2 separate regions of the Homo sapiens genome follow, and region 2 is linked to region 1. Evidence: read pairs that join two places in POLR2A ChIA-PET (ENCODE). Cell type or tissue: PC-9. All regions are shown on one strand. Each heading gives the region's core, and the rest is flanking DNA. Links, peaks and the distances in the headings are about the cores only.

Region 1 (15,736 bases), core at 3,873-11,872:
TTTTCTAAGAATGACTTATTCAAATAGTTCTTGGACTTCATTTGCTAAACTGGTCTAAGGTACACAAAATACTTGGGCGAAGAAGAAAGTCATCATTACTATACATCTCAGAACAAACCTACCTGATAAGAGACTACACTGTAAACCCAGGTGGCATATAATTCCAAACTGTTACAGGATCTTACTCATTTCATTCATTCATTCATTCATTCAACAAACAATTGTGACTGCCTGCCATATATCAGCAATGTTTTAAATTCTAGGTGATGAGAAATGAAGGGTATCATCCCTACCTTCGAGAAGGACACAGCTTAATTTGCAAGACAGACACATACACCATTACTATAAGTGTTATGATGGGTCAAAAGACACTTCTGAGTTGGCTAATAGCCAGGCTGAGTCTTGAAGCCTGAATAAAATTAGCTAGGTGAAGATGGTGCTAATGGGAATTTGGAAGGGGTGGGCAGTGAAGAAGATAGTGTAGCTTAAAGTGTACCAGAAAGAACAGTCATCCAATAGAGAAAGAAAGACAAAGGTAATGTATGCTGAGGCCTTTAAGAATTCAGCAGAGGTGGAGTCAAAGATGCATGTGGGTGAAGGGTAAGGGGAGAGACACAAGGGAAAGATGGGAGTCCTTATGTGCCAGGTTAAAGGGTTTGGGCATTATCTCCAAACGATGGGTACGAGTGAAAGATAGTAAGCAGGCAAGTGGGATGACCATGTCAGTACTTTAGAGAATTTACTCTAGCTTTAAGGTGGCAGGTAAGGAAAACAGGAAAAGAATCACTGCAGTAGTGTAAGGGAGAGCATGGGAGCCTTAATTAGGGAAGAGGCAGTAAGAACACAGAGAAAATGAATATGAGAAATTATAAAGACAAGAAGAACAGCAGAATTCAGTGAGTGAGTAGCTGAGGGGAGAGGCACTGTGGAGATGGAGAAGTCATGGGTAATTCACAAGCCTGGCTTGGGCTTCATAAGGCCTTTCATGCAGGAGGGAAAGAATAGGAAGAGAAGTGGAGAAGGAAAGAGCCCTAAGAATGATAACTTGAATGGGCTGGGCTGCAAAGTTATGACCCCATGCTCATTGAATACTGAATTCTGTCACAACTGAAAGGGTGAAAACACTTGAAGAACTAAATCACACAAACCTGTTCTTTATTCTGTTTCTGCACTTCTGCTTACTCTTCTACCTGGCAAGTGCCCATACAGTCTTCAAATCCCAAATCAAGTATTCTCTCTTGTGAATCCTCTCTGGTCAGCGTCATCCCTAACACCCACACCCCTCCCCCAACCTGAGGAGGAATTGTTCATTTTTCCTTTTACCACCATTATACTGTGCCTAGGTCACATAATTGCATATGCCTAGATCACAGAACTGATACTTTATTACAATTATTTGTTTACCTATCCATCTCTCTACTAGGGAAGAAACACCATGTTTCGTTTAACTTAACTTCATTTCATCAGAAGAAATTCACAACATGTATCCAGGGTTTGTCTGGTACTAAAGGAGGTTCTCAGTGAAGGTTTGATGAATGAATGAATGAATGAATGAATGATGCCATCTACCACCTGACAATGGGTTAACAATGTTAAGATGATTATTCAGGTTTTAAAAATCTCTAAATAAAAAATATTTACCAGTTTCTAAAACTTTGTTTTTATTCCCCCAAAATTCAAGGTTAGGCTGTTTTACTTTTCTAAGGAACTCATAGCTAAGAAGAGAAAGCAATCTCTCCTTAAATGATGGCATTAACTCCTGGAAAGTTAACCTTTTATGAAGGCAGCCTTATTTTAAAATTTTATTTTCATGATGGATTTCAAGTGAAGAAAAACCAGGATACACAGTAAATGCAGAGAAGAAATCTATGTAAACAGTTTAAAAATAGACAAGAATGAAAGAAAATGGTCATAAAATGTGGGTATCAATACTGAATAATTATGTAAGAGCTTAAAATGTTCTACATGGAAAGAACCACACCTTATTAAATAGTCACTAAAATAATTTTAGCTACATGAAATGATTTTAACTTCTTAAAGTCAAGTCTGAAAAGTTCCTTTTGTAACGTGAAAGCCACTCTCTTTTGCTTCAGTAGGGCTTCTGATGTAATAGGCATTTTAGTCACATAAAACTAATCTCCAATAAACTAGCCTTTGGTCATTTTTAGTTCTGAATGAAAATACATTTATTTCAAATGTAGATTATATTTGATCAAATCTGTCACATTCTGTATCAAAAAACCTTATCCATTGATTTAAAAATATTCTGCAGTATTACACATCAACTTTCAGGATACACAGTGGCTTTTCCCAACTCCCAATGTTCATTTTTTAAATTAAAATGTAGCAACTTTACAGTATGTAAAGTTTTTAATTTAAAAACTTACATTTTTAAAATTAAAATGTAGCAGCTTTACAGCCATGAATGATTCACTGGAGAAAAAACACTGTTCCCAGATTTAAAGCTTAATGTATCTTGTATACAAGGATGTTCTACAGCTCATGCCCTGCCCAGTAATGGGCTTTACTCCTTTTTTTTTTTTGTTCGAGATGGAATCTCGCTCTGTCGCCCAGGCTGGAGTGCAGTGGGGCAATCTCGGCTCACTGCAAGCTCCGCCTCCCGGGTTCACGCCATTCTCCTGCCTCAGCCTCCCGAGTAGCTGGGACTACAGACGCCTGCCAACACGCCCGACTAATTTTTTGTATTTTTAGTAGAGACAGGGTTTCACCGTGTTAGCCAGGATGGTCTTGATCTCCTGACCTTGTGATCCACCCTCCTCGGCCTCCCAAAGTGCTGGGATTACAGGTGTGAGCCACTGCACCCTGCCAAGGCTTTACTAATTCTTAAAGTCAGGCTCCAGGTCTCCTACATTGGTGGATTTTAGAGATGGAAGGAAAATTCCCTGGTGAGGATGCTTCTTTGCATCATATTCTTTGGGCATATCTCCACAAGCGACTTTGCCACCTGCTCCCTTCCCTTGCCTAGTCTAACATTTGCCATTTCATCTTCCATTCAGCTTTCACCTTGCCTAGTATATGGGATGGATATTTAATGGAAAATTATCATTCCCTAGTTGAAAGCAAGATCCAAATCTCCCATATGTGACAAACACATCCTTAAGGAATACATGGAAATTTCCAAGGAAAAACTATGAGAAAATCATAATGAAAATGTAACAGTACACACCCTATTTTAAGCCTCCTTCACTTACAGTAACTTATAAAGGTTCTTATACTAGTTTGCTTTTATTTACCCTGGATCCTAAAGGAAAATTACAGCATAGAATAACTCACTACAGTTAAAATATATGGAAAATCAACAGTAATGTGACTTTACAGTAGATAAAAGAACACAATATGTTCATAAAATTTATGGAGATTTAGCCAACTCAAAGATTCCATGGTTTTATGAAAATACCCTTTGCTCTGAGAAAGTCCACTTCCTCTTTAATTAACCTTCTCATGTTCATCCCAAGGGAAAAGCTCTCTCCACTCTGACCTCAAAGTGTGGTACTTTGAATCTGTGCTTGATGAGATTCTGTCTCAAATTATTACTGTAGCTTAAATTAACCTGTTTAAATTTAAAATGTAGTAAATTCTATAGTGGAGGGAATAGCTGGAATTCCATGTCCTCTTTCTATTGAATGGTGTGGGCAGAATCAAAGTTAGGAGACCAGTCAGTCTGATATAACCTATTCAATCATGGTTTCCTTAAAAATTCTTTGGGCTCTTGATTCCTGTATTTTTTTTTTTCTTTTTCACACTTACTGTTTCATTACATTGGTGTGGTCAGAAGAAAAAAAGACAACCTTGTTCTGATGAATTTATATATATATATATGGAAAATATATATGAAATATATATGAAAATAGATATGAATTTCATATATATATGAAATAGATATGAATTTCATATATATATGAAATAGATATGAATTTCATATATATATGAAATAGATATGAATTTCATATATTTATGAAATAGATATGAATTTCATATATATATGAAATAGATATGAATTTCATATATATATGAAATAGATATGAATTTCATATATTTATGAAATAGATATGAATTTCATATATATATGAAATAGATATGAATTTCATATATATATGAAATAGATATGAAAATATATATGACATTCATATATATGAAAATATATATGACATTCATATATATGAAAATATATATGACATTCATATATATGAAAATATATATGACATTCATATATATGAAAATATATATGACATTCATATATATGAAAATATATATGACATTCATATATATGAAAATATATATGACATTCATATATATGAAAATATATATGACATTCATATATATGAAAATATATATGACATTCATATATATGAAAATATATATGACATTCATATATATGAAAATATATATGACATTCATATATATGAAAATATATATGACATTCATATATATGAAAATATATATGACATTCATATATATGAAAATATATATGACATTCATATATATGAAAATATATGACATTCATATATATGAAAATATATGACATTCATATATATGAAAATATATGAATATATATTCAAAATATATATGTGAATATATATATTTTTCAGCTGCCTATCAATATTAGTTTCCTTTTAAGTGTGCAAATTTCCAAAAAAATTAACATTATGGGAACTTTTTTAACAATATGAGTTTACAGTTGGATTTCCAATGAAAGTGATTTAAAAAAAAAAAACCAAGATTTTCTTATAGACAATTTTTGGAGTCCTTTCCCCAGTATATTCTATGAGCAAGGTTATAAGCTAAAGAACATTCTGATATTTTGGGCTATAATAAATAATTGTGGGTCTTATGTTTAAAAGTTAGCTAATTTTAGTTTACAGTGATGGTGATGGGATCTGTGACACTGTGACAAAACAGAAGATATTCTAGCCAGTGTCGCTGAATTGAAATATTCATTTAAAAACTTAATCTGCAATGCTAATAATTGCTTTTTAATTTAATCTGGAAAACGGTAGTCCTGCCAATATTTTAATTAAATCTAGAATATTTACTACAGGCATATTGGAATGTCTTTGGAAATAACTGTTACTGCTATAGAATACCAAATTATTATAATAATACTTAGTGGTATGAGTTCAGATTTTGATGAGGCATTATTGTTCCAATGAAGAGGTTTTACCAGTATAAAAGTTACTTTGACCAAATACTATTATGTATCAAACACACAGGTAAGCGACCACCCATCTCTGTATTTAACACAGTATATGTGCACGCGTGTGTGACAGGGAGGGATATCTGGAAACGATAGTGTGAGTCACCACTGGAGAAAAGAGGAGGGGATGGGACTAGAACTTGGGTATCAAAGATGATTTCAACCTTATTGGCAATATTTTAAAAGGAGAATGTACTCATGTAACATGTATACAAATTTGAAAATTACATCTGGTCATTTAAATTTAAATTCTTTCTTGAGCCAAATTAGAGATAGGGTTCACTTGAAATTCTAGCTTCCCTAGACAGTTGATTAACTTTGTGACCTTGAGTACTCTTAGAACCCTCTCTGAGCCTCAGCTTTTATAAAATGATAAAACACTATGGTATCTTACAGGGTATAAAGGTACATTCTCAGTAAGTATACATTCTCAGACGTACTTTATACCACCGGTCCCCAGCCTTTTTGGCAGCAGGGACCAGTTTCATGGAAAACAATTTTTTCATGGATGCGGGGGCTTAGTGGGGGTATGGTTTCAGGATGAAACTATTCCACCTCAGATCATCAAGCATTAGTTACATTCTCTTAAGGAGCGGGCAACCTAGATCCCTCACATGTGCAGTTCACAATAGGGTTGGCACTCCTATGAGAATGTAATGCCACCACTGATCTGACAGGAGGCGGAGCTCAGGCTGTGATGCTCATTTCCTACCACTCACCTCCTGCTGGGCAGTCCAGTTCCTAACAGGCCCTGGACCAGTCCAGTTCCGTGGCCCAGGGGCTGGGGACCCCTGCTTTATCCCGTACTGTTGGTATGAATCTTTCCAATTTTACCATGTAACAATGTCTTTCTTCTTCCAGCCTAACTTCATTTTTTTTTCCCTGTATTTAGTGCACAGATCTTTTTTTCAAGCCAAAGGTGGAAATGTAAGGGACATTGGCTGCTTTCTCCATCAGGGCTTCTGGCCCATGTCTCTCTGTTATAGAAAGTGATGTGCAACCAGGATGGGAGAGGCCTCTTGTCATCCTAGTTGATAAAATGATTCCTTACAAAAAATGGTCTAGAAAAAAAAAAGAGTAACAAATTTAAAAAGAATTTTTTTAAAACCTCAAACCGTACCACCAGGTGTCACTATAACCCAAAGCACTGCTGGTAATTTTTCCATTCAATTGTAAAGAAATGCAAAAACTCCACATTTTAAGTAAATGAGTACTGTCTTACAAGGCTTTCCCTGTCAGTAACTTACGTTGCCATACAGTTACTAAACTGAATATTCTAAACAGATGAGAAAAGGCACAAGCCTTATTTTTTTTAAAAAATTGTAAATAGTGATTAATGAATGCTAAATGATTTACAATGCAGTAAGATATTTATGGGTCAGGAATTTCGTATTTTCAGTTTGGCCTTTTGGTGGGAAAACCTGAAGGTCCATATGATTATGGTGATCTGTCATTTAACTGAAACAGATTCGTCCAGGGAACAAGTGAGTCCAGCTGACTGCCTGACATTTTTCTTGTTCTATACTCTATACTCGGTTCACCTCTTAAAGATATAAAAAATAACAATTGAAAATTCTAACTAGTAAAATTATAATAATAGATTACAAAATTCATTTTAGAGATAATTTATTTTAATAACTACCCAGATATTTTAACATCCTTTTCATACTGTTCTTAGTTTCTTAAAGACAAACTTGTAGCACTGCATTTTGTGTTTTAAAAAATATAGATGTAATGTATATGGCAACTATAGCACCAAAGGATAGACGGGAGGTAAGCAGAACTTTAGTGTTGCAAGATTTATATATGTAAAACCAAGGTTAATTCGCAAATAGTTTTCATTGTGATAAATTAAATACACATATTATAGTCCCTATAGTAATCATTATAAGAAGAATGCAAAGAAATGTAGCTTTAAAAAGACAACAGAATTAAAATGGTAAAATAAACATTTAACGTAAAAGAAATCAGGAAAAGAAGGACTGAGGAACAAGCAATATATGAGAAAAATAGAAAACAAACAGTAAAGTGGCAGAACTAAATTCAGCTAGATCACTAATTACAGTAAATGTAAGTGGACTAAACACTCTAATGAAAAGTCCTGTTGGGGCCAAGCTGTATATAAAAGCTAGACACAACTATATGCTATCCATAAGAGGTACACCATTCAACCTCAATGGCTTAAGCTTTAATCTATCTGGCTATTTTCCATTATGATAGTTTGCTTCTCATTAAAAGTGGAGTCTCCTACAATTATCCATTGTCGACTTGTGAAACAGCAACTGTCTCTATCTTGGTCATTGTGTTGCCTTATAGGTTTACAAGGTCATAATGGGCAAAAATCATGTTTACCACATTATACTACCAACTGCACACTCCTCCATGTGGGTAAGGATTATATGTACTTGGTGATGATAACATGCTTTTATCACTTAGATTTGCTTCAGAAAACACAGCTGGTACAACATGTTTACAGCTGTAATTCCATCAGTTACTGTTAAAACTGAATATTATAAATTCTCCAAATAGTTAGAAAAAGAAAATGTACTAATTAAAATGTAAAAATAGTTCTTCCATTGAATTACCTGAATAAACCACATGCTAAAACAGTTCTGGATTAATGATTAATCAGGCTTTCATAATATTAATAGCTAACATTTTTCAGTGCTTTCCATGTTCCAAGCACTGTGCAAAGTGCTAATTATCCTAACACTGCAAATAACTCCACACAGAAGAGGAAGCTGACACTTAAACTTGCTCAAACTCACCCAAGAGTTAGATCTAAACTCAGATTTACTTTTTCCAGCATCTATGTAAACATGCACAACATAGAGAAAGTATAAATGAAAGGAAGTACATTTTGGTTCTAAAAGCTTGATATTAACATTGATTGATATTTTAAAAGTAGGCAAGGCTCAGATGTATCTGACTATTCCACAGCCTCTTATGACTTCATGGGGAATTATATAGGATTTCAAGTTAATTCTCTGGGGATCATGCAATGTCTTTATCAATCCTTGTCTATCAACATTTGAATATGCAAAAATGAAATCAAGAATCTCTGCTTCCCTTCCAGGGCTATGTGATATATCTCTGAAGAAGAAATTCAAATAAAATATAGAGGTAACTACTTTTTTGTAATTAAAAATTCAAGCCGATGAATTTTTTGTTAGCATTTTGCAACTACTACATTAGCAACATTTAATATATAATATAGACAGTGTAGGCACGGCTGCAGTAAATGGAATTTTATTAGCTTCACTGCTTTTGATTTGGTGACATTGCTTAAGGTAATTTATCATAAGGAAATAAAGTGATAGAAACCAAAATGCTATATGGAAGTATTAGTCATCAAAATGAAAACAATTTTAACAGTAATTTGATACAACGTGGTATGTGGATATAATACAGTCATTTAAGTGATTAATATGATGTCTATGTATAGTATACGTTTTTTTAAAAAGCACAAACTACTACTTTCAGCATACCCACATGATTACATTTGCACAAAAATGGACAGGTACTGGGAGGTAACAGGTAAAAACCAAAATACTTGGCTTTGAATAGTAAGATTGTGAATCATTTTTGTGGGCGAATTTTTATTATGGTTTTCCCAATGTTTCAACAATTTTTACGACAAAGGAGAGGAAAGCACCTAGTCTCACAATGATGAGACTTAGATAATTGATGTAATGCTCTTTTTAAGTAGATCAAACCAAAGATGTTGGCTTGCCACACAATAACTGACTTTGCTTTTAAAACAGGAGCAAAAATGTAAAAGTTTCTCAGGTAGCTGATTATATTCAGGGAAACCTGAATAAGAGACTCTTTATATTCTAATACAACTTCTGACAATGATTTCTTTTCAGCAGCACTGAGGGTGGTTCCCTTATGCAGTTTTTTTTTTTTTTGGCTATTGTATACTAACATGATAGAATGTTTTGATGAAAAACAGGACCCAGTAGAATTAAGCAAAGAAGAAAAATGTACTGAAATTTTTACAAATCAGTATTAAAATATTTTGGTAGTTTGTTTCAATACTTAATCTTTAAGTCTTTCTAATTGTGTTTATCCACACAGATCAGATTTATCACAGATCTTTATTTTTTCCATTATATTAGATTTTGCTTCTGTTGAATAAAATAAACTTATGATGAAAAGTCTTATAAAAAAACATGTCTTTTGTTACCTTTGCAAAATCAAGACTCCGAATCCAGTCTAATCTGTCTCCTCCCAAGCAAAAAATCTTGGGGAAAAAGCTGAAATGCTATTACCTGAAAATTTATGTAAGATTGTACATTTACTTTCCAACCAGTCTGAAGGCTGAGGAGTTTGCAAGGAAAGCAAGAAAAAGTTAAAATGTCTAAACAAAAGCCTGACTGGCTCCAAATCTAGTTGCTTAATCACCAGGGCCCAAGTGGGCAGTAAGAGACATCTGTGGGGTTGAAAGCAGCAGAACTTACAAACTTCAAACATGTGTTTCCCAATCATCTCTTCTGTCTCCCCAGAGGGATAAAAATAAAGCAACATTAGTTAAATCTTGAGGAGTGAGTAGTCACCTTAGAATTAGGTCAAAAAAATGAAAGGTAAAATCAAATTAGCCATTTCTTTATCTTATTCATTGAATATTCAGAGTTTGAGGAGAGAAACTGGAGTGCCTGATTGATATGCAACTTTCAGTTAACTACAGGCTTCATTTATACTTGATATTCTGGCCTGATTCATTCTGATAAGTTGACACATTCCAATAGGGTTGCTTGTGATAAAGGTTAACGCATTGCCCTTTATGCTTATTATGCTTTCTCTACAAAGACATATTCAATAAATATTTATATTAATTTATCTTTTTGTTTTGAGACAGTTTATAGGGTCATATGAATGGAGTCAGGAGATCTATGTTTGAAGCTTGGCTCCACTTACTACTTGTGTGACCTTGAGTAGGCTATGAATTTTAGTATACTCAACTTTAAAACAGATGGTGGTGATAATAGCAACTCTGTCATTAAGATAAACCTCAAGTTTCTTATTTGACAAAATTTAATAGGTTCTTCTTTGTGTAAAAGAATTTAAGGGCTATGTACCAGCACTGTTCTAGGCTATAGAGACTCAGCAGTGAGTCCCTGATATCCTGGCATTCATGGAGTCAAATACAATTAATTAAGATATTATATAATTTCACAGGTGGTGACAACTGCTGCAAGGGGAAGTGCAGTAAGCCAAATGATCCATTTGAAGGAGAGCTATTTTAGGTGGAGGTGGTGGTCAGGTAAGGCCTTTCTTAGTAAAGTGGTATTTGACCAGAAACTAAATGAAGCAAGGGGAGGGGCGGGGTGAGTCATATGTGTATATCTGGCATCACACATCTGCCTAATTTTATTTAGGCAAGTTTCCACATATAAATGTGACATACATTTGTACAGGAAGCTACTATATAGAGAAACAGGAGTTTGAAAGAAGCCTGGGGATTAAAGAGACCAGCAGGAAATTATATAAAGAAAAAGTGGAAGAATATGTCAGTGGAGAAAAGGAAACTTTTTTCTCACATGAAGCTTCTGCAGTTGAGCACAAACACTGTGGTCTACAGGATCCCTAGAGAGTGGAAGGGAAGCTGAGTACCTAGAAGTAGGCTCCTGCAGGCAGCAAGCTCCAAGGGGTGCTTAACTATTCCTTTCTGCCAATCTTTCCTAGTGGGGCTACTCAACTTTAGGTACAAGGATAAGCTGCACTGGAAAATAGGAAAAGGAACCCAGTTAGGGTTGAATAGGGGTCTTGGGCTGATGATCTTGTTTCTTCACCCACAGTCCTTTTGAGATCTGTGCATAGGATACAATTAACTTAGAAATCAGTATAAGAGTCAGCCCAGGTGTAGTACATACCTAAATAAAGGACTTTCTGAAAATGATCAATTTCTCCCTCTGTATAAATACTGGGATAGGTGTTGCATAAGCAATTCTTTGAAAACTCTCTAAAAGAATATTAAATGTAGGCAATGTAGAAAAAAAGAAAAAAAAACTGACTCATTGTTCTCCTGGGCTTCCTCTTCACTCTGTGGCAAAGAGTCCAAATTCTTATATGGCAGTTCTAAGTTCAAAGACATTTACTTCAGATGACAGTGCCATTTTTATAGCATGTTAACCAGTTACGTGAAACAAGCTCTCGCTAGTATGTGCTTGAATTACTGGCCTGAAAAGTCTATTAGTACTAAATGTTTTAGGAAACAAGCTACTCCAAACTTCAGTTTCTTAGGGGTTATCTGTTACACAGTTCAATTAGTTAGTTTCCCAATCCATCTAGACTTCAACATTGAATTTGATTTTACAATCTCAGGGACTTGAAAAGCTTCCACTTCTGCAAATGCTATTTCCCAGCTCTAGTCTGTCTACCACTTACTCACAATTAGCTGCTTTACACTCTCACCACACCCTTCAGCCTCTCTGAGAGCCAGGCAGTAACGGCCATTTCTGGGGCTACATCTAAGTAGTTCACAGCTGTATCCTAAACTCTCAGCATAGGGTCTGGTTCAGAGTAACAACTTAATACGTATTTATTAAGTGAACAAACAAATGTCTGAAATCCTCTGTCTTGGATCAGCAATTATCGGTTATCTTTTCTGAGAAGCTTGGAGAGAAGGTGCGCAGATATTTATTTAACAAGAGTGTTAATTTTTATTTCCTCCCCTTTTTATCTGATCACTAGATGGGCAGACAGAGAAAATGTATTAGGCAAAGTCTATATGACTAAGTCTCTCAAGATGTCCACGTGGGGAAATTTAGTCTGAATCCGAATACCGTTAGGGAGATTTCACAACTGCTGCACAAATATGCTCTAAAGGAACTGATGGGCTGGGCGCGGTGGCTCACGCCTGTAATCCCAGCACTTTGGGAGGCCTAGGCGGGCAGATCATGAGATCAGGAGTTCGAGATCAGCCTGGCCAGCATGGTGAAACCCCGTCTCTACTAAAAAAACCACAAAAAATTAGCCAGGCATGGTGGCGCGCATCTGTAACCCCAGCTACTCGGGAGGCTGAGGCAGGAGAATTGCTTGAACCCAGGAGGTGGAGGTTGCAGTGAGCCAAGATTGTGCCATTGCACTCCAGACTGGGTGACAGAGGAAGACGCCATCTCAAAAAAAAAAAAAAAAAAAAAAAAAGAACTGAAGAAACTGATGATCTATAGATTATCAACCTGGAGGAGAGCGTTGAGATTCAGCCTTTACAGCTCTGACCTTCCTTGGACATTTTCTATACAATATTTTAATTTGTATTACCATCTTAAACTAGAGGAAAATAAGGTTTTCCAAATTTGACATTAAAGAAGGCAGTGCATATTTTGGAATAGTGAATCAAGATCCCCAAAAAACCTGTGACAGATTAGCACAATGGGCTAAAATTAACCTAATTAGGCAGCATTTCTAAGAAATTTCCTATGGGGGGAAAAGTGACAGTGGTAGCTTTTGTGAAGTCTTAGGGATAAATGTAAATACCTACTTCAATTCAGGTAACAGTCCAAAAAAGCACCAATTGGGGCAAAACAGCAATTCATGTGAAAAAGAAAAGAGTTCTGACACTAAGCCCAACCTGAGTAACACAGATGTCTGCCAAAAAAACAAACAAACAAAAAACAAAAAAAAGCTAATGTGGTTTTAGCCAACGTTAAGAGAATTGTGCTATCTTTAGAAATCAACCAAATATTTACGGAACTTTTACTGGCATTGTTCTAAGCACCAACAGAAAAGTGGGGAATAGAGAAGAATCAGGCATAATCCTTGCTTTTAAGGTACTATTTAGTCATAGGAAGATTAGCAATTACAAAACAACGTAATAAAAGACACAATTTGACAGTCTCAACTATCAAGGCAATGAGCCTTCAGAATTCCCAAAGCCCAACCCCCACCACCAAAAAAAAAAAAAAAAAAAAAAAAAAAAACCAGAGGGGGTTCATTATACTCCACAGGTGTAGCCCATTAACTGATGTTTGGAATCATGGCCTTAAGTCATTAATAATCTGCTGTAAATAAGGTCCATTACTCTCTTTAGAGAAACCAAGTAATAGAAATACACATTTTAGAAATTGTCTTTTTGGTTTGGTTAGTCGTTTTAGTTATAAATGAAATATAATTCATGTATCTGAAAAATTTAATTGTGGGGATAAGCTCATTCCTGAATGGGGTCAAATAAATCAGGCACTGCTGTATATAGTTAAGCATTGAAGTGTACAGGTCAATCTGTAAAGCCTAAGAAAAGAAGGAAATGAGCCTAAGAGGTCAGAGAGATGAGATATCCTGTAACAAACTACAGAGCCAAGCCAGATTTGTGGGCTTTGATTACTCTGAGGTCATGGCACAACCAAAGACTTTGGAGTGCTGATGGGAGGATGTAGTGGGGACAGCGGGGGAGGGAAGAGCTGCTGCTGCTTCTAGATAAGGCATGTGTATAATTTGTATACTTTACCAAAATACCAGCATCATGTCATTCTTTACAGCTATGGTACACTAGATACCCAACAATGGCACATTTCCTTTTCAGGTGGGGTCTCCAGTGCACTATATTTTCCCTTATTTGTACCTATGTTTGAACTTGTAACGCTAGAAAAAAAATCATGCCACCAAGTGGATGCGTGCCACCCCAAATTTGTGGCCTTTAATCTCAGTTGGCCTTCAGTGAAGCACAGAGTCTCTTCCACAGCCGACGTGTTTTTGTTTTTGCTAAATGCTTGCAGCAGCCTTTCCAAACCTCCACCTCATCCTTATTTTCATCCCCTTCAGGTGTGACCTACTTTACTTCCTACTTCATGAAGTACATTCTGTCCTCTACATTACTGCTTCCCAGATGAAATCTATTCTAACATTCACCCATCCTTTCTTCTTCACAGGAAAGACACCTCTTCTTCTGTTCTAGGCTAATTCCTTGGTCTTCACAGCTGTTGAGACTGTGGTCTTTCTCCCTTCACATTTCCAGCCTCATTTTCCTCTTCCTCCTCCTCTGCAGGCTCCTTTGAGCCACCCTCCTTGATGCCTCTTTGCAGCATCTTCCTCTGCCCACCTTTAGATGTCCTATTCCCCCATAGTCACAGATTCTTTCCATGGTTGTCTTCTCACACTGACTTGGGCAGCATATTCCACTAGCTCTTCCTGAGGGCTCCACTCTCCACACTTCCATCCTCTGCACAAGCTCTTTAGCTTTCTGGGTTGTCTGCTCCATTGATACATTTGCCCAGGATCTGCTGTGTTTCAGTATGTTCAAATTTTTCTTTTTGAACTGATTTTCACACTAAGCTCAAAAGACCTTCTCCGTCCACCCCTTCTAAAACTCTCAACAGCACCTCTACTACAGGTTCTCTCATGCAATCACTGTCTCCATTTTTATCTTCTTGTAACTTATCAACTCCTTGAAATAAGAGACTGCATTGTTATTTGCCATATATTTATGTGGGTAAGGGCTCAAAAAATATCAAGTGAATGGATGAATTTTATATACGTAAAATATGATGTCAGTAATGATATGACTCAGAAAATATCCAAACATCTTCTGCATGACCAATTGGTGGGGCTACTGTTTGATAAGGATGTGGACCAAGTAACTTAATGCTCCTACCAAGAGAAAGAATTTATGATGTTATGATGATCCTATACCAAGTAAATCTCCTTAAAGTTACTGTTTTAAAGACTAGAAATTAATAAAGTCTAAATAAAGTATATAATAAAAGTACACTGGTGGTATTATTTTTTCCTTCTTATGTTTCCCAGCAGACACTCAAACACTTCAAACACAGAGAGGTAACTTTTGCTCTGTGTTATGATGGCCTGGGTCACTGGCTAATGAAGACCTAAACCTTTCTTTCATTCTAGACCTATAAACCTAGTAGTTCTTGGAGAAAAGGGATTTACCTTTGTTCCTCAGATGTCCTCTAACTTTCTGCAGTAACTGCTAACAAACCATTTGACACTATCTGGGTGTGCTAGACTTAGGGAAATTTGTGTCGTCAGCAGCTCCACTGGAGACATCATGTGGCTGGAAGCAAGGGATGATGATAAGAACATCTTTTCCCCTACTATGTACAATTTTTATTTTCAAGATAAAGCTACTTATATTTAAAGCTTTTTAAAATACCAGGTCTTACAGTGCATGTGTGAAAGAAAATAACTTCATAGTTTCTGGCATGGCTGGAGAGATTAAAAGAGCAATATTTGTTGAGTAAAATCACAGTTTTCAACCTTCCTGAGACTGTTATTTCCTCACTAATTCCCCTTAAGCAAAACATTTAAGATTGGTATGAAGTTAAGAGACCACATTTTTTTCTTCTGAGGACTACCTTTCATGGAAATGATAAAATGAAAGCAAATTATTCCACAAGGTCCAATAAAACAGCCAAATCCTCCCAATAAATTCGTAGACACCATTACCCTTAAACACCCCCCACTTATCGGAGGGAGAAAAAGAAAACTTCCTTAGATCCATTCAAATATAAAAACAGTCTTTACTACATTAAATTTTATAAAATCCCATTGTTAAATACTTCCTCT
Region 2 (15,736 bases), core at 3,554-11,553, 84 kb after region 1:
ATGAACTGATGGCACTACCTTGACTGAAAATCTCCATTACATAGTCGATGTGATGATATAATGGTATCTGTTTATAGTATCTATTTACTGGGTAATTAAAATCATAAGCATTGAGTTTAAATGAAGTTACTTGAGTGACTGATGATGAAGTAAATTCAGAGTTACTTTTCACAGGGGATACATCACGTTTTGCAAACTGCAGGATTTAAGTAGAAGTATTAAAGTAAATCAAATCTTTAATTCAGCAGAATAGAACTATCTTTATAGAAAGTAATATAAACTTGATTTCAAAAGAAAATCATAGTTCTGCATCTGAGAAGACAAAAGAAAAACAAAATCAGTTAGTAGAGTTTTACGTTTTATCAAGGCAAAGAGGCAAAAACAATTATATGGACAGAGAGTAAGGTATGATCTAAGCTACCAGCAATATTCATGAATTGTTTTTCATTTCATCTGAAATCTTTCATTTTAGAGCTCTAGTGGTTAATGTTCAGCTGTTAGTTTATTACTTAATGGTTTAAAAGGACAAAAGGAGTAATAACTCATTTTTTTGAGACTGAATTTTATTTTCTTATACAATCTCCTTTGTTTCTGTTTTTGATTTCTGGATTAACCTGGAGAGTCATGGTTGAACCACTGGTGGAAGGAGACTGAGTCCCTCCATCAGTGCCTGACTAGAAACATCCAGATTGGACTGTTAGATAAGTGAGAAATAAACTGATGTTTTGCCTAAGATCTGGTGGTGTATTGTTACTGTAACTAGTGTTGCCTTAATTAATGCAATGCTAGATGATACATTTCCGTCCTGCACCTGTTCTCCTAGCAGATTTTTAAAAGACTTGGAACCAACCCAAATGTCCAACAATGATAGACTGGATTAAGAAAATGTGGCACATATGCACCATGGAATACTATGCAGCCATAAAAATGATGAGTTCATGTCCTTTGTAGGGACATGGATGAAACTGGAAACCATCATTCTCAGCAAACTATGGCGAGGACAAAAAACCAAACACCGCACGTTCTCATAGGTGGGAAGTGAACAATGAGAACACATGGACGCAGGAAGGGGAACATCACACACCGGGGCCTGTTGTGGGGTGGGGGGAGGGGGGAGGGATAGCATTAGGAGATATACCTCATGCTAAATGAGGAGTTAATGGGTGCAGCACACCAACATGGCACATGTATACATATGTAACAAACCTGCATGCTGTGCACATGTACCTAAAACTTAAAGTATAATAATAATAAAAAAAATTTTTAAAAATGTTTTCAGCTTAAATACATGGTTTTCAATAGCTCTAATTTTTGTATGTCAGAGGAAATCAGAAAATTTATCTTATATTTATAAAAGTTATTTCCACATAATCAACCAATAAGTTTTTTAAACTGAAAATGAGCTTTATTTTGGTCATGAAAGGCTAATTTTAATTTGCTTTCCATTAAAGCAAAACAAAGATGCATTTTTAGATGGCTCTTTGGTCATCTGTTTCTATTCAATGGTTGCTTATTACTTAATCTTAGTTTCAAAACTGAAATGGTATTTGAATAAAGTCTATCCAAATTTGAAAGTTGTCATTGGGATGAATATGCTGTGTAGTCGACCAAGAACAGGCTTTGCCTAGTGAAGCTTGAGAAAGATTATTTTAGAACTAATAAAATAAAGGAGTTTCAACAAATCTGAACAATGTGTACCACACTCTCTTGAAACTGCTTATCTGTTTCTTCAAACAGATATTTATTGAGCAATTTCCATGTATAAACTACCATGCTGGGCCCTGTAGGCAAAGAAAAAGAAATATGATTCACTCTCTCACAGCCTCCAGGATCTTAAATTGTGGAGACAAGAGATACTCAAATATGTTACATGAGATAGTGTATGATAAATGTTAAGAGTGCTAGAGCAATAAGTAATGCAGAAAAATAATCCAGAAAAGGGATACGGAAACTCCAGCTGAGGTAATTAGAGGTTTAGCTTGAAAAAGGGGATGATTTGGTATATTTGTAACAGGTTGAACAGCATACCCAAACTCTATGTAACAGGGTGAGATGGTTTGTGGCAAGGGTGTCTTTAGACCCCTTGATTCCAATCATGAGGTTGAGGCATTCTTACCAAATTTTGCAGAGACATGATTCTGTCATTGGATGACAAATCTATTGTTCATAAAAAGTAGACATGTAGGTTTCCTACTACATATTGAGCCTGAAATAAAATTATTTTGTACATTATAATGAAGATAATAATAAATCTAGATTTAGAATTGGAAAACTTACGGTCGGGTTTTTACTTCATAGAATAAGCTGAGATAGTCACTTAATGTCTCTGAACCTCAGTTTTTTATGTAAACTGGGGATAAATATTTCTACCCTTTTTATGTGAATAGTAGTTATGAAGACCAAATGAGAAATGTGTAGGAAAGTGTTTTTTAGACTGTCAAAGGCTATGAAAATGTAAAGGGCATAATGGATGTGTGATGGATTAAAGAGAAACACAGATTTCTGTGACACTTATCTCATTAAAAGGTAGAGTCTTTACCCTGTCCCTTGACTTGAGAAAGAGGGGCTGGTGACTGTTTGGAGTAATGGAACACAGTGGAAGTGATGCTGTGGCAGCTTCTTGGGTCATGCTTTAAGAGATTAGCAGGTTCTGTGTGCTGTATTACAGGAATTTTTGCTCTTAAAACTGAGCAACCATGCTGTCAGGAAGCCCAAGAAGCCCATGTGAGAGAAACTGAGGAGTCCCAAACCAACCATCTCAGCTAAGTCCCAGCCAACAGCTATCACCAACTTGCCACTTATGTGACTGAACAGTGAATTATTTAGCCCTACTCAAGCTACTTTGTCTGACATTCTGTGGAAAACAAATGCACTTCCCCTGTCATGCCCTGTGTAAATTGCAGATTTGTCAGTAAAACAAATGACTGCTGCTGTTTTAAACCATTAAGTTTTGGGGTAGTTTGACAGTCAGCAATGAATTACTAGAACATGATATTTAGTAAATGAATTACTATGTTATTTCAGAGAGTACTATAACTCATCATACATATTTTATTTGCTTCAACTATAATTTTTATGATATAGTTTGAGGTGTCTTCACAACAAATATGCTCCAGAGGGAGGAAAAGAGGCTTCAGCTAGTTCAGGCTTCCTATGAGCACCTCCCTCATTTAACTCTTACAATGGATTGAATAATTCTTAAAATTTTTTATGGAGGAGCAGGATGAGACATGAAGCTTGTGGTAAGGTCTAATAGAAAAAAAAATCACAACAGAAAGGCTGGAGAAAAGTAATGACCTCTTCATCAGTATACTATTTTTCTTTTGAAAATAGTTCATGGTTTGCTAGAGATACTTTGTAGAAATTGAGCATCTGAATATGAAACACCAGACAACCATATGACCTGAGATGTGTAACGTATGTTTCACTAGATATTGTCTGATATACCCAAAAAACTTCTTTCAACATTTCCTTAAGTGAATGTCTTCTAAAGCCAAATTCTCTCAAGTTGTATCTATCTTAAAATATCTCTATTTCACCTTAATTTTGGAAGAATGTTTTTATGGGGTACAGAATTGTAAATTGATAGTGTAATTCTTTCTTTCAGCTTTTTAAAGGTGTCATGCCATTGTCAGTTAACTTCCATTGTTTCTGTTGAGAAGTCTGTCATATTCTTCTTTTTCTTTTTCTTCTAAATGTAGTGTGTGTGTGTGTGTGTGTGTGTGTTATGTGTGCATATGCATGTGTGTGGTGGCTGCTTTTAAGATTTTCTTTTTATCTTCGTTTTCTTGAGGCTTGACTTTGTATTTATATGGTTTGAGGCTCACTACATATTTGGTTTTGGATCTGTGGGTTGATAACTTCCATCAGTTTTTGATGTTTCTTAGCCAATGTCTCTTCAAATTATTTCTTTGGCACCATTTTATTTCTGTTCTACTTTTAGGAATACAATACACATATGTTGACCATTTGATACAGTGCCACAGACTGGGGATTGGTTGCTTTTCTCAGTTCCTAATTTTTTTTTCTTTTTTCATTTTAGTTTAGGTAATTCCAATTCACTTATCCTTTCTTTTGCTTTTTCTAGGCTGCTGTAAAACAAATCAAATAAATTCTTCATTTATGTTATTGGGTTTCCAAATCCTAGGATTTTTCTTTGTTTTTATGTTCCCAGTACTCTACTAAAATGAAATCTGGCATCTGTTCCCACATGTGAACCATGTTTTCCATTAGTTTTTCTTAAAAAAATTTAACATTTTTATATCAGATTTTTTATTTGCTAATTCTAATATTGTGGTCACATTTGAGTCTACTTCTATTGATTATTTATTGAATTGATTATGGGTCATATTACTCTGCTTGTTTTTATAACACACAATTTTTTATGCCAGAAATTGTGTGTAAAAGTACATATCTATTATTTACTCAGGGAAAAGAAATGTCTGTTCTTGTGACTGGCTGCAAGTGATGAAGCTAAAGCAATCTGATGTATAATTGAGCTGGGTTTGAGGTTTGTTGTAGCTTTTGTTAGATCTGTTAATTCACCACGTTTCAAATGTTTTACAGGCAGCATAGGAACTAGTTTATCTGGGCACTGTATAATTCTGGAAATGTCTTTATGTTTTACATCCCAGTGACTATACTACCCACATTTGGGGATTCCTGTGGTGGTCTTTTGTCTCTTTAGCTCTGCTTCTGACTTTCTAAGCCTCACAAAATCTCTTCATACTTTGCTGCTTTGCCCTTAGGTTTTGGCATGCTACTATCTTGCACTCAAGTAAGGCTCTGAATGACTTGTGGCTGATATTTCTCAGTTCAACTATTGTGCCTCCAGCTTTTGGTTTCTGTGTAATTGATCCACTTTAGAGGAAACATCTTTCTACCTTCTTTCCTTGTTCCCAGGCATTGGAGAAGCACTGTTGTGCACTCATTAAGGGCCTGAGGTGCAGGAAGCTCTCTCTGCCCTCTTCCTGTGCTCCTATTCTTCTGCAAGCTACTGCATGTGTTCAGTGAAGGCATTGTGAAATAAGACTGGCAGCTGGGTGTGTAAGTGCACTCTCACAGACCTCCTTGGAATCTCATACATCAGGCTAGCCACACACAGCTATTAAATCTTTATTAAAATTTTGGCCAGCTTCTCCTTACCTCTGTCTATAGCGGGTTTGCTCTTTCTCCTTACATATCCACAGATTTTGGGTTCTTCTTTCATAGAAAGGGCTTTTCTCTTTCTGGAATTTAATTTATTTAGATTTTGTTTTTGTCTTTAGCAATCTAATGCAAAAAAAAAAAATCATACCTTTATAACTTCTCTGGCTTGTTTCCTTTGTTACTTTGTTAGGGTGAGAGCAGTGGTCTCTTGACTTTATGCATCCTAACCAGAAGCTCTCATATCTTTATAATACATTACTTTCTTCCTTTAATTTTTCAGGGTTATTTTTGATGTTTGTAAACAATGCCAAATATTGATGTTATTCATCATGTGTTAATAAAGATGTGGAACTTAATCACAATCACATAAATTGAATTATAAAAATTTTTGGCCAGGCACGGTGGCTCATGCCTGTAATCCCAGCACTTTGGGAGTCTGAGGCAGGCGGATCATGAGGTCAGGAGATTGAGACCATCCTGGCTAACATGGTGAAACCCTGTCTCTACTAAAAATACAAAAACAAAATTAGCCGGGTGTGGTGGCGGGTGCCTGTAGTCCCAGCTACTTGGGAGCCTGAAGCAGGAGAATGGCGTGAACCTGGGCAGTGGAGCGTGCAGTGAGCCGAGATCGTGTCACTGCACTCAAGCCTGGGTGATGGAGCGAGACTCCGTTTAAAAAAAAAAAATTAATTTCAGGAAACATTCAAATAATTGTTTTAGGCGTTACCATAACTAAGCAATATGAATATGACTGATGCCTCTTCCAGATCTTAAATCTTTTAATTCAAGTAAAATCCATTACTTTTGATTTGTTCTGAAGCAAATTTTTAAAAAATTACAACTGAAACACCCTTCTTCATAAATACATGCAAATAATCTTTTTATATAGCTTCATACTTAGTAACCTTTTAATTTATTATATATTGGTATGTATTATATATAATATTTTATATACACACAAATATTTATGCCTTCAGTCCTTTTTCTGTCTCTCTTCTAGAACTTCTACCATTTCCTAAATCTCTATGACTATAGAAAGACCAAAATAAGGCATGATGTTTAAGAGAGAGAGTGCATGCAAGAGAGAGCAGGCACAATATATTTAGTAATTTTATTTTCTTTTGTAAAATTGCTACTATTTCTTCCAAAGATCAATGAATATTCCACAGAAGAGGTGCCATTACTTTAAGCTACCATGTATTGCTCTTGTGTATAGATACTTAATCCTCTATTGTGTCGATGGTTCTTGTTTATAAGGTTTGCTGCTCTCACATTAAAGGAAAACATGTAAATGTTATCAAAATACTTTTAATCTGTAGAGTAATTTCACTGATTGAAAGTGGCTAATTTGTGGCTATAACAGAAAAATCAACTGTGAACAAATAATATTTGTTCTGGTGCCTTTCTTTATGCAAGAAATACCAATTATTCTGGATTAAAGAGTTAGTCATAAAATAGTATTACACAGTGGGTAGAAGAGTCCCATATATATATACACACATGTGCATGAACAAGAAACACATGTTCTGTTGGATAGTACAAATAAGGCTGGGCATCTTAGTTGTAATAATGTGACTCCAAATTTTTCTAATCAAAAGTGGAATGGATTGGTTAATGCTGGTCATGCTGAGCTCAATAGATCTATCTCATTTTCTTCATATATAAAATCTTATTCAATCATAGGTAAAATGGCAATACAAAATAACACAAGAGCTCTAATAAAGTCTATGCCATTCATTGCTTTTTGATATGAGCTGCTTTATATTCTGATTATGTTGCTGCTATAAAATGAACAAAGAGTAACATGGAATTTGATAAAGACAAGAAAACTTTTATTAAACTTTTACAACAGTGAGATAAATTATTCATGCAATTGCATGAATAATGGTATCCATGCTGATTAAATCAGCTAAGAGGCAGCAAAATATTCACGTGCATGGCATGAGTTCCATTTTCAAATAGTTCTGAAATGAAAATGCAATATAAAACAACACAGTAGTTGGTCCACCAAAAATGGAAAGAAAAAAATGTGGAGTACAGTATTAATTCAAAAGGGGAGAGAAAAGTTTAAAGCACTTGCACTTCTGAAATCCACTAGCCAGAAGGAATGTTCAAAGACAGCAAAAATAATCCACAACTTCAAAGGAATTTAATGAAAGAGAAATAGCAAAGATGACGAGGGTGCAAGAGGGACAGACCTAGGGCTTAGAGGAGGGAGAGAATGAGTATTTATCCAATGAACCATTCATAGCCTATTCTATCTGAGGCTTGAATAAAATAGGATTCTCTCCAAATTAAGCTGTTGGGCACATGCCAGCGTTTTGGGATGATCTGAGAAAGAAGCTGCTGCTGGTAACAAATGAGGTGTCTTCTACATCTCCCCTGCCACATGTTTTGAAATTTGTGACTATCACTTGTCCTTTCATCAAAATGTTCGCAAAAGGAAAGTGTCAGAGTTCATACTTCTCTTTCCACATCACTGAGCACATGAAATGGAGGAGAAAACCCTTGCCACCCACAGAATTCCAAAGAGCTGAGTGCATGCTGCAGAACACACTGGAAAAGTAGGAAGAGAGAAAAAATAGCTCATAAATGAGCCCAGTAGAGAAGGGGGGAGGAAAAAGAGGCACGGGGGGAAAGAGACTGACCAAAATGGTAAAATTCCTTACCAGTGATGATGCACAAATCCACTCTCAGAAGGCAGGGTGCTTTTCACTAGTGAGTGGTCCATCTGATTAGAGTGATTGACATATACATGTAGGGAGGACTGGAGACCCCTCGTGTCTGTGGGACTCCCTGTGAACCTTCAGCCTTACTGGCTGCTCGTGGCCCTGTCCATTATGATTGACTGGTTTGGCTGTCCTGATTGGTCAGTGCCTGTACCCTGTCCATTCTGATTGGCTGGTTCAGCTGTCCTGATTGGTCGGAGCCTGTGCCCTGCTACCTGTTCCTTAGAATAATTATCACCTCTGTTCTTAGTCCAATCCGCTAAGAGAGCCCTGAAGCATTCTCTCACCACTCAGGGTACCTCTCCAGTTTCTCCCTGTGTTCCTCCTTCTGTGCTGCCATGTCCTCCTCCCTCCTCATTTGCCTTCTCTTCTGACTAGATGTTCATCTTTCTGGAGGCATCTGCCAGTCTCTGGGGTCTCTTAGTCCTCAGGAGTAAAGACAGAAAGGTAACCCAAGAACATGCACTTGAACTTTGTTGCTCCTTAGGAGAGACATAGTGTAATGTATACTTATTTTAGTCTTACCTTAACTTTCTTTTGAAAAAAGCCATCTGTTGTCACCCAAGTGCTTCTCATTTCTCTGGTTTCCAAGGCTCCCCTTTCTTTTGATAGTAACAGCCAGCTGAGTTCCCAACCTGCCTGACTGTAGGAATTCTAGGGCTGTTCCCCAACATTTCTGGGAATCCCTAGTGAGTGTCTAAATGCTGCATAAAGCTTCTCTGGCTTCCACTTGTCACTTGCTACCAGGGACCACCACTCTAAGGCCACACCCCACCAATTATCTCATTACGCTTTTCTAAGCTGCAGCCACTATTCCTTTAGTTCCCAAACACAAAGATATCGTGTTTGACAAAGTAAATGAAGACTTGCAAGATATGATAGGGGATTTATAATACAGAAGGGAACACCACTTTTAAAAAGTTTGTATAAATTTAAGGGGTGCACGTGCGATTTTGTTACCTTACTATATTGTGTAGTGGTGAACTCAGTGCTTTTAGTGTATCCACCACCAGAATAGTGTGCCTTGTATCCATTAAATAATTTCTCATCACCCACCCCCCCTTTCACCCTCCCCACCCTTCCTAGTCTCCCATGCCTATCATTCCACACTCTATGTCCACGTGTACACAGTATTTAACTCCCACTTAGAAGTTAGAACATGCAGTATTTGGCTTTCTGTTTCTGAGTTGGGAAAAAGAGTTTAACCTATCACTGTCAGAGTCTATATTATTTTTCAAAGGACCCCTTTGGTCTCTCCTTCTTGTCCCTGACAGTTGCCGTAGTGTGGCGCCCAACCATGGTCCATAGTTTCTTTCTTAGATTCTCTCCTCCTAAAATATAGAGCCCCAACTCCCTATATCTGGGCCTATAAGAGGAAACATTATTGGATATTATAATGGTCCTAGAAGTGTCATTCTGTCCTCCAAGAAGCCAACCATTGCTTGAAAAACAAAACAAAACAAAACCAGAACACAGAATGTATAAATTCCATTCAAAAGGATGGCATTTGAATGTTTCACCAGTCAGAACTTTCTCAAGGACTAAGTAAATTCATTACACATGCATGACTTAAAAAGGCCCTACAGAATGGTCTCTTTCTCACAAAGCAAGACTCTGCACAAAAGACAAATTTCAGCTCAACCCTTAGAGTCTCAGAAAGTTGGGAAATCTTTAGATCCAGTTTCAAGGACACCACCTCTTATACGTAATGGGTTTTTAAGTGATGCTACTGCTGAAGAGAAGATGAAAATAACTTCATTAAATAAAAAACTTATATCATAATGCTGAAACAGAATTATTTAAAGGCTAGTGATCCCTTTCTTCTTCTTCATTTTTATTTTTTGAGATGGAGTCTCACTCTGTCTCCCAGGCTGGAGTGCAGTGGCGCGATCTCAGTTCACTGCACCCTCTGCCTCTCAGGTTCAAATGATTCTCCTGCCTCAGTCACCTGAACAGCCATGATTACAGGCGCATACCACCACGCCTGACTAAGTTTTGTATTTTTAGTAGTGACAGGGTTTTGCCATGTAGGCCAGGCTGGTCTTGAACTCCTGACATCAAGTGATCTGCCTGCCTCAGCCTCCCAAAGTGCTGGCATTACAGGCATGAACCACTGTGCCCAGCCCATTTCTTCTTATACACCAAACTCTACTGCCACTAGTGGTGACTCTGTTATGTAATGGTGCTGCCTCTAAGAAAGAAGAATGACCTTTCTCAAATTATGGAGCTGAAGTAGAATTTCCTTCTCTCATGTTATCATGTTGGATCTAGTGAGTGTGATAAAATTAAATAATTAACAATATTTCTTCAGTCCTACATGTGCCAGGCATTGTGCTGGGAGTTCAGGATAAAAAGATAATAAAAGTGAATCACTATCTTTAAATTGCTTCCAGTCCAATAGGAGAAACAGACTTAGAGGTACATATTATCAGTAACGAAATTGTTTATAGGGTACAATGAATGCATTGTCAGTTCTGGGAGGGAGGAACAGAGGAAGAAAGATCTTTATTGAGTAGTTCATGTTTGAGTCCTGTTAATAAATGGTGCTTTCCAGGAAGACAATGTTAGGGGTGTTGGGGGTGCATTTTCAGATGTGTCTGCAAGTGAAGTGTGTGACAAAGCATGCATGTGAACCCTTGCCTAATTTTATCGGACAACCTTCAACTTTCTCCACTTACTGGGACTCTCCCATTGTAACTTAATGTTTCTAACATAATATAACATGATAGGATTTGGAGATGATACCTTGTTAAAACCAAATAGAATCAGCTTTAGGGTTCAGAATGACACATTCCTGCAGCAGGTGAAGGGATTCCTCCTATTTTTCCGTCCCATATCCCACTCTTTATTGTATTATACATGCTACTCTCTCTAAATGCTAATGATAAAAAATCAAATCTATGACCAAGGTGGGAGAAAATGAAGATTGGCTAATTATGTCAGTGATAGATCTATATTTACTCAGAAAAGCCATGACTGAACTAAATTATGAGTCCTGTCTGTCAAACTGCACAATATAGAGTCAAGTTGCTGATTTCAGAATTTATAACATATACTGTTTTTCCATGTGAACTTATTCATAGAAGGGAAAATTTTTAAGATGCTATCCCAGTATAAATTTATAAATGCTCCACAGCTTGAAACATATTTCCACTATGTAAATAAAATTTATGAAGGATGTGATAATTATTATGCATTGCAAGTCTGTATCAAAACATCTCATGTACCCCATAAATGTATACGCCTACTATGAACTTATAAAAATTAAAATTAAAAATTAAAAAAATTATGAAGAATAAAAGCTAGGTGAAATGTGTCTAATATATTAAATTTCAAATGTCCCTTGTCCTATGGTAGAGGTCTGTAGAAAATTCTAGAATTTGCATGGGCTGTATCCTTCACTGTATGTAAGTGTGCTAGTTTCTATTATACCTGTGATATTTTAATGAGAGATCCAGGTCTCATCAGTAAAGAAATGGGTTTTGGCTCACACCTTGACTATGTATAAACTGAACTTTCTTAGTGTCCATATCTCTGCAGTAAGTATATTTTTAGGTAGAAATAAACCTGCATCTAATTGTGATTAAGGTAAAAAGTTGTGGAAAGCAGTGAAGAAAGGTGTTGCTCCCTTTGCAATTAACCAGTCACAATATATTCAGCAGCCTTTATGTGCTCAGTACTTTGCTAGGCTCTTCGAGAGATGAAAAGAAAAGTTGGTCAAATAGCAGGCCATTCTTTTACCCACATCCCTTTTCTGGGTTCCCATCTTTCAGTAAAAATCAAATGCTAAGGGGCACTGCACAATTTGTGCTCTAACCCCTGTATCTCAATGTGACCCCATTTCTTTCTGCTTTTCCTCTAGCTTAGGGCATTTTGGCCATACTGAACCCCTTACTTTCCTCGAACATGAGAACATTCTTCTGCTGTGGAGGGCTACGATGCTGGTCTTTCCATCTCCAAGCTCTTTTCCCTGATATCCTCATGGCTTACCTCTTTGGGTCCTACCTCAAATGTCATCTTAGTAAAGGCTCCCCCACACGGTATTTAAAATTTCAACATAGCACCCCACCCCCATTATTCTGCACTTCTTTCTTCATCCTCTGCTTCAAATTTCTTCATTGCCCTTATCACTATCTATCATACTAAGTATTTTTTCTCTTTCGTTTATTGACTCTCCCTAGAATGTAGGACAAAGATCTTTTAACATTTGTTCCCACTGCTGCATGCCCAGAGCCTGGAACAGTATCTGGCACATCATAGGAGCTCAACGAATTGTTAATTCATTGGATAAGTTTAGTTGCTGCTCTCAAGAATTGTGGTGCAAGGCTTAAAATTGGGGCTCAATATTATGTGCTGCCTTGACCTCTGGTAAAATTGGTGGGATCTCAAAGGGTCTAAGCATTGTTCCCACTCTTGTTCCTGTGGATATCGTCCCCCTAGTCAAACAACCCTCCTTATCAAACAGTCTGGATGCATTTCCTGCTTATTTCTGACTAGTGGGTTCCAGTTGTGGAATTGTTCAAACAAATCACTCATATACTCTCATGGGAGTCAGGGGGCACCTCATCCTCTTGACAGTACAAAGCCTGCCTCCCACAATCCTTGTCATCCACTCTGTTCCTGAGCACAGGCTCCATGTGACCCTGTTGGCATGGTGTCCCTCTCCCGTGGTCTGTGAGTACATATGACTAATACACTGCTGTTGATCTCTCTTGTCTAGTGTGAAGTATCATGTATTTGGCCATTCCCATAACACTACAGAGAAATCCTTTCCTCACCAATGGAGTGAATAGGAGGCAATTTTAAAATGAGGAATTGCAACGTAGTGTGTGAGGCAAGATATATGCAGTAATCAAGAATAGAATTAGGAGTGTGCAAGCAAGTGGCAAATTATGTGATGCTAACTGAAAGTACCAAGGAAATTCAGAAATGTTTGCATACATAAATAATTTTAGTTTAGTAAACAAAATATTTAACGAAAAAAGTTTAAAGACTTTGAAATAGGAATAAAAAAGATTAGCAAGTGTTCTATTTAGTGCATTCTTCTGGGTTATCTCTGCCTTCCACTGTCTTTGGACTACTTTACAACTCAGAAAGTTGTAGAAAACTGGTAAAAATGCATATGACTCTTGTCCATAGAAATAAAAATTAATTATATCTGCTAAAATGCAGTAGTCTATTGCCCTATGAACAGACCCACTTTGCATCTGTTTGTTATTTCACTTCAAAGTTCCTTACTGTATATATATTTGTATGAATGGATATATATATATATATATATATATATATATATATATATATATATCTCCTTGGGATTCTTCTTTGAACCAGTTGTAACATTTTCCTTATTAATTGATGAGTGAAATAAAGTTTGTGACACATGTTCATTTTATACTTTATAAGAGTCATTATTTTATCCTTTAAACAATCATCCTTTAACCATGCCATTTCTACTAAAACATGAAAAATAGTGTCTTTTATCCTTATTCTTGTCATTAGCTAGAGAACACTTAACATTTTGAACAATATGATAAATTATAATGAAATTAAGCATGGGACATTATGATTATGTCTACCTGAAAGCAAACATCTGGAGGAAACATGAACATTTCAGGCAGCCAAAATTCAGATGGCTGGATCTCAGTAGATGAAACATCTGGATTTTGTGAATTGATTAATTTCCATCCGGCTTTTCTATTTTGGCTTCATTTAGACATAGCTTTTGTCCTGACCCCAAACTTTTTCCTGGCACTATGCAAGCAGTATTCTCTGTTGTGTAGAAAGAATTTATATTTATTTTGTTTTCTACCTTTTTTCATGCCTCCACATGGCATACAAGATAATAGCCTCTATTTTTACTTAATTATTACTTAAAACTATTGTCTGAAGCCATCAATGAGGACAAAGGAAAATAAAGACTAGTTTGTATTTAGTGTACCTGAGAAGTAATTTTATTCTGGTCTTTGGCCATGCAATTATAGGGAGACCGTTTCATTTATTTTTGTATAATTGTGTGGGTTCCCCTTACATGAGAACTATTTCTGCTACATATTCCTCTATACATATACAAACAAAAAATGTATTTTGTATTTAGCGTCATGTTCCTGCAAAGAGAAAAATAAGGAAAAAATCTGCAAAACATTGAAGACTCATGACCCACTTTAAAAACATAACTGGATACATCACATGAACTCAAGACCATGACTATGGAGGAAGGTAATGACCCAAAAGTATAACTGGACCTGAAAGTACAACGGAGCATTCCTTTTAGTTCCTTGAATATTGACTCTACGTAGCCAAAGCCAAACTGTAAAATTGATGACTTTCATTTTTATTTTCTATTATAGATTTAACACTTGGCAACTCTTACAACAACAACAACAGCAACAGGGAAAAACAACAACAACAACAACCGAAGAGTGCAAAAAGAACTAATGCAGTGAGTTGTCCCAGTTTATATTCAGTTCCAGTTTATATTCAGTTTTGTCAGTTTGACCTTCACAGGTCTGTAATTACGGTAATCACAGAGTACTGAACGTGCTAACAATCAAAGCATCCCAATTTGAACAGTTCAACAATAGCCTTTTTAATAGGGGTAAAACCGTGCCAGAAAAACTGCAAGGCTGCTTCAGCCTTTCCTGAAGATGTTGGATAATGGGGAGCAGGTATCAAACAACTCACCTCTTAAAAATATGCTGCACAGAGAGATTGACTCCAGCTGTTACTGATAGAACCACTACATGGCTACAAAGAGGGTTGTCTTCATCCCTTTGTGGCTCTGATTCTTCCTAATGTTGCCCAATGATGTGGACAAAGTATTATTTCCTTTAAGACCTTCACTTTGAACACCCAACAGTGCCTATGACATTTTTAAAGGTCAAAAAAAAATTAGCAAAATAGGTAAGAATGAGTTTGGTCAATATGCATTGCTGGTATTAGGAACTTTTTCTCCCTAAGTTAGAGGGAGAACCTCACTGATTACAAGCTTCTTAACCTCATGCTTGCTCTCTCTCTCTTTTTTTAAATTTCTTCTCCTAGTTGCCACAGATTTACTCTGAATTATCTATTATATCTTTCTCAATACTTTTTGGACAAAAATAGACATTTATAAGACTCTGGCTAAGATTAGGAGAATAATCTTTGGTTATGAAACAGTGCTGGTGATTCATGTTATTGTTGTTTTATATTTGTTAACTGGTTCTTATGTGAATTACAATCTATATACCTGTTCTTGTAACAATTTTAGAACGTCCAGGTTCAAAAGAAATTAGAAACCATCTAGCGTATACTTTTAATTATTTTTTCCTTTTCGCTCGTGGATATTTTTAAACAAATTAAATCAGTGTATAAAAACAGGTAAAATCAAAGCTTCTCCGAGCCCAGATGTCCAGATTCTCATCTGCTAAGAGTCTCTTTTATCAATGGTCCCTATCCTGTGACAGGTATAACAGAACTCCAAAGCTCCATGGAACCTAGCTCTAAAGCCTATGATTTAATCCAAGCTTTCAATGGCTGGAGAGATAAAGTGACTTAGCCAAGGTCACTCCTAACTTCTGGATTCGCATTTCTCTGACCTGCTGAGTCAACCTGAAGTGAGCACCAAAAATATTTTAGCAAGCACTTACTTGTCATTCTGTAACATTTTTCCACTGGCTTACCCTGGCTGTTCTACTCCTAAAGATAATCAAGTACTTTCTCAGTGACTTTGGCTACAGTGGAAGCAGGACTAGCCAAATCAACACTGTGGGGTAGTGCCCACCTTCCAGAACCAGCTTTGGTTAGAAAAGGGAGGGGATGATCATAGGATTTACGGCACTAAAAATGAGAACCACTTTTCACTGAGGGTAAGCAGTGCACAC

What was found. ChIA-PET counts read pairs that join two places held together with the same protein. Peaks named below come from ENCODE experiments on the same cell type or tissue, not always from the same donor. Only the 100,000 strongest peaks of a DNase experiment are listed, where the experiment ranks them.
Region 2: POLR2A ChIA-PET joins it to region 1 with 11 read pairs; 2 of 35 experiments call an interaction of 5 or more read pairs at or near these places.

The regions. Positions count from the first base shown.
Region 1 is chr6:71,377,740-71,393,475 of GRCh38, forward strand. No RefSeq gene overlaps it. Among named protein-coding and RNA genes, the nearest start is that of MIR30C2, 8.6 kb to the left of the region's middle. In PC-9, for the core only: CTCF peaks have their summits at 6,332 (motif pointing right) and 6,532; DNase peaks (open chromatin) are centred at 6,402, 8,612 and 10,542; H3K4me3 peaks cover 672 bases; H3K27ac peaks cover 4,310 bases.
Region 2 is chr6:71,461,576-71,477,311 of GRCh38, forward strand. It overlaps LOC105377853 (a long non-coding RNA gene), which reads left to right and starts at 8,163. Exons shown (of 4, transcript XR_942683.3): 1 at 8,163-8,324; 2 at 13,972-14,093; 3 at 14,225-14,316. In PC-9, for the core only: no CTCF peak of the experiment used is centred there; a DNase peak (open chromatin) is centred at 7,666.